Linked DNA regions of Homo sapiens: region 1 is linked to region 2. The links are chromatin loops, found by intact Hi-C in ENCODE. Cell type or tissue: GM12878. All regions are shown on one strand.

The links. A loop is a pair of places that touch in the nucleus more often than their neighbours do. Peaks named below come from ENCODE experiments on the same cell type or tissue, not always from the same donor. Only the 100,000 strongest peaks of a DNase experiment are listed, where the experiment ranks them.
Region 1: a loop joins it to region 2, with 23 times the contacts of the local background. A loop is called at or near these places in 2 of 110 quality-filtered maps.

What each region holds. Positions count from the first base shown.
Region 1 is chr9:12,328,392-12,330,891 of GRCh38, forward strand. No RefSeq gene overlaps it. Among named protein-coding and RNA genes, the nearest start is that of TYRP1, 360 kb to the right of the region's middle. In GM12878, a CTCF peak has its summit at 1,174 (motif pointing left); a DNase peak (open chromatin) is centred at 1,143.
Region 2 is chr9:11,616,973-11,619,472 of GRCh38, forward strand. LOC105375975 (histone-lysine N-methyltransferase SETMAR-like) reads right to left here and starts at 1,777. Exons shown (of 2, transcript XR_929479.1): 1 at 1,524-1,777. In GM12878, no CTCF peak of the experiment used is centred here; no DNase peak of the experiment used is centred here.

The DNA of each region.
Region 1 (2,500 bases), 710 kb after region 2:
GTATCTTTCACTTCATTGGTTAAATTTATTTCTAGGTATTTTTATTTTAGTGTTGTAAATGAGATTGTTCTCTTGATTTCTTTTTCAGATTAAATGCTGTCAGCATGTAGACATGCTACTGGTTTTTATATGTTGATGTTTTATTCTGCAAATTCACTAAGTTTATTTATCAGTTCTAAGATTTTTGGAGGAATCTTCAGGTTTTTCTAGAGATAAGATCATATCAGCTTCAAACAAAGATAATTAGACTTCTTCCTTTCTAATTTGGACGCCCTTTATTTCTATCTCTTATCTAATTCCACTGGCTAGAACTCCTAGTACTGTGTTGGATAGAGGTGGAGAAAGTGGGCATCCTTGCCTTGTTCCAGATATTAATGAAAAGACTTTAATTTTTCCCCATTCAGAATGATATTAAGCTGTGTTTTTGTCATATATGACCTTAAATGTGTTGAGGCATGTTTCTTCTGTAGGGTCCAGCCCTACTGGGTCTGTGGGTTTTTCTCCTCGTGTGTGGAAATGAGAGATCATAGAAATAAAGACACAAGACAAAGAGACAGAAGAAAAGACAGCTGGGCTGGGGGAACCACTACCACCTAGACGCAGAAACCGGTAGTGGCCCTGAATGCCTGGCTGCGCTGTTATTTATTGGATGCAAGGCAAAAGGGGCAGGGTAAGGACTGTGAGTCAATGATTGATAAGGTCACGTGAGTCACGTGTCCGCCAGACAGGGGGCCTTTCCCTTTCAAGTAGTGGAGAGTGAGAGAGATACAGCTTAAGTCATTATTTCTTCTATGCTCTTCTCAGAAAAATCAAAGACTTTAATACTTTCACTAATTCTGCTACTGCTATCTATATGGCAGAGCCAGTTGTACAGAGTGGAACATGAGCCAGGTGTACAGAGTGGACCAGGACCGTGACCGCTGAAGCACAGCTTCACAGGGAGACGTCTGGTCAGGCCTCTGGATGGCTGCGGGCGGCCCTGACTGATGTCAGGCCTTCCACAAGAGGTGGTGGAGCGGAGTCTTCTTTAACTTCCCTGGGGGAAAGGGAGACAACCTTTCCCAGTCTGCTAAGTAACGGGTGCCTTCCCCAGGCACTAACGCTACCGCTAGACCAAGGTCCGCTAGGTAAGGGGTGCCTGCCCAGGCGCTGGAGTTACCGCTAGACCAGGGAGCCCTCTAGTGGCCCTGTGCGGGCATAACAGAGGGCTCACACTTGTCTTCTGGTCACTTCTCTCACCGTGTTCCTTCAGCTCCTATCTCTGTATGGCCTGGTTTTTCCTAGGTTACAATTGTAGAACAAAGATTATTATAATATTGGAATAAAGAGTAATGCTTCAAACTAATGATTAATGATATTCATATATAATCATATCTATAATCTATTTCTAATATAACTATTCTTATTCTATATATTTTCTTTATTATACTGGAACAGCTTGTGCCCTCGGTCTGTTACCTTGGCACCTGGGTGGCTTGCTGCCCACATCTTCTATGCCCAGTTTGTTAACAGATTTTATCATGAAGCGATGATGAATTTTACCAAATACTTGATCGACATCTAGTGAGACGATCATATGGTTTTTGTTCTTAATTCTGTTGATATGATCTATCATGTTTATTGATTTGTATATTTTGAACCATCCTTACATCCTTGAGATGAATCTCACCTGATCATGGTGAATGATCTTTTTAATGTGTTGTTGAATTCTGTTTGCTGATATTTTGCTGATAATTTTTTGCATAATGTTTATCAGGAATATTGGCCTGTAGTTTTCACTTTTTGTAATGTCCTTGTGTGTTTTGGTATCAAGATAATGCTGGCCTCAGAAATGAGTTTTGAAAAATACCCTCCTCTTCTATTTGTTGAAATCACTTTAGTAAACTTGGGATGAGTTCTTTACGAAATATTAAAAGAACTTCTTCAGGCAAGGAAAAAAAAGATGTTGGTCAGAAGCTTGAATCTATATGAAATAAGAAACAAGAGCACCAGGAAGGAATGAATGAAGGCAAAATAAAATATTTAATTTTTCTTGTTCTTAACTATATTAAAAATGAATATGTGTAAAATTCTTCACAATCTTTTTTCAGAAATTAGAAGAAACAGGTCAGGCATGGTGGCTCACACCTGTAATCCCAGCACATTGAGAGGCCGAGGAGGATGGATCACTTGAGGCCAGGAGTTTGAGACTCGCCTGGCCAAAGTGACAAAAACCCGTCTCTACTAAAAATACAAAAATTAGCCAGGTGTAGTGATGCCTGCGCCTGTAATCCCAGCTGCTCAGGAGGCTGAGGCACAAGAATCACTTGAACTGGGGAGGCAGAGGTTGCAGTGAGCTGAGATCATGCCATTGCACTCCAGCCTGGATAACAGAGCGAGACTCCATTTCAAAACAAACAAACAAACAAACAAACAACCACTTACTGACTCTTCAAAAGAAATACGAAGTAGCTACATTAAGTTCATACAAAGATGACTTCAGAACAAGGAAAGTAATCAG
Region 2 (2,500 bases):
TTCACTTTCCTTCTTTCTTCTTTTCTTTCCTTCCTTCCTCTTTCCCTCTATCTCTCTTTCTTCTTTATAAATACTTTTTAATCCTCTGTAGCCTCTTCAGAAAAATTTACTAGAGAAAACATTTAAACATTCTAATTTGTAGCCTTCCAGATTTTTCATAACTTCTTCCAACATTTCTATTTAGAAGCTATTTTTCTTTTCAATATTTAGACACAGTTAATCTGACTTTAAAAACGGTTATGAGTCTCTCCACTTGCTGTATTCCCCAAAACAAAGGATATCATGAGATTTATGCAACAAACGAGAATTCTTGTACTATTCCAAAGACTCTGATGCTGTTTCTCCTCCGCTGCTCCCATTTTGCATTATAAAAAACTCAGGCAAAATAACCCTGATCACAATTCAAGTATCATCTCCACACAGATTTCTATATGGTAATCTTTGATAATATGAGTTCAATTTGTTTACGCTTTGATCTCCTTATTGCTTTTATCCTCCTGCCTAGTACTAATTCATGAGGACAGAAAACACCTTAGAATTTGTGTGAATAGTAGCAATTTGGACTCAAATTTATCTATCTTTACCGAACAATTCCATATGTCCTTCTCTAAGCTCACCACCTTTCGCTATTCCAACTCCACAACTGCCATGACTGCAGACTTGCTCTGGCAACAACTGTCCCACTGTTTACACCTCCATACACTCCCAGTACCTATAAGGCCTTTTGTGTTGTACCTATAAGACCATGTTAGAAATTTCTCTCCTCATAATGCCTACCCCATTAAATCATACACGTCTTATAAGTGACCATATCCTACCCAAATAATGTATGAAACATCCTTGTATATCAGAACTCACACAGTACATTGCTACATGTATACATATTAGTTGGGCAAAAAGAAAAACATATTTATCAAGATTTGTACAGGAAAGTGAATTCCAATAAAACAGAACTGACCACAAGAGGTACAATTTAGGCTACTGTTAAAAGATATAACTTTTACCATGAAACATTATATTTCCTTTATTTAGTTTTAAAATTAATTATAAAAAGCTAAATATTATTTTAAAGATATTATTTTTTAAGAAATCATTTTTCTTCTGTTTTCCGGTTCCAACCTTCGCACCCTGGGACTTCGACCGGCCCAGGATTTCCACCATTTTATCGAAAATGCTAAATATTGGCAGTGCCAAGGACGTCTGAAGATGGTAAACCATTCCTCCACAAAACCACAGCTCCCCTGCGACCCAGGTGCTGGTAAAGGGTAACAACGTAGGAGGCCCAATCCCCTCGCGCTTCTCAGGGTCCCCGGCTTTCCGCCCCTGTGCCAGACGACGGCGTCCTAACGGCCACCCTCTCCCAGGAACCTCCAACGACGGCGCCAAAGCCACAGGAGCCGCCTCCCACCTGAGGCCCGCACGCCATGTTCTCCCTTTTCCCGACCCGTAGGGGCGCCCCACTTTGGCCATGCGCTTCCCGCCCGCACTCGCCGCGCAGCCATGAGGGGCGGGCCTCAACTCACCGTGGCCAATACGGACCGCTGGCGCGGGGTCTCTGAGGGAGCGAAGCGGCGAGCGGGCTGCAGGCCGAGCAGGGCCATGCGGCGGTAGTGGCGGCAGACAGGACAGAGCCCTGGCAGGAGAGGCACAGCACGTCAGGTGAGACAAAGACAGACGTGGCCAGGGGGACAGCACACGTGAGGTGAGGCCACGTGGTGCGAGCTCCAGGGCTGGTGAGGCAGCTGGTTTGCGCAGGCACCCCAGCCACGAGGTGGCGCCCTGCCCTCGCCCTGCCCCGACCCTTCCGCCCAGCACCCTCTGCTCTGCTCTGCCCCTTCTGCTCAGCACCCCCTGCTTTAACCTGCTTTTTCCATTCAGCGTCCCCTGCGGCCTCCCAGCCCTCATTCACCTCACTTTCCACCCGCAATGTCCTACCCACTAAAAAACTCTCTTGCCACCCTACCCTGGGCCCGAACCCCACCCCACACTAATTATCTCTTTTCTCCCGGGTAAGGTGAGGGACTTGGCACCCCTGCCCCCTCCCTTTGTCTTCCTCTTTACCTATGCTTCATATGCCTCTCAACATGCCCTGGCATTGGCAGAGTTTATAGCACACTGTTCGCTAATGAGAATTAAATCTTCCGTAAAATGTCTATATGTTAATTCTTAACACTGAAAACCAAGAACAAGTTTTTGTAGTCTGCTGATGATGTAAAAAATATTCATGGTAGGGTCAAATAGTGTTTGGACCCAGTAGAGAAGGTGATGTAGTTATCTGTCACTAAAGCTAATTTTCTTATCATTTATTTATTTATTTTTGTAAAGACGGGTCTCACTGTCACCCAGGCTGATCTCAAACTCCTGGGATCAAGCCATCCTCTTGCCTCGGCCTCCCAAAGTTCTGGGATTACCGGCATGAGGCACTGTGCCTAGCCTCTCTTGAGGGAAAAGTAAATATGTTGTGATTTTTAAATTTAGTACTGTAATAAACCTTTATCCA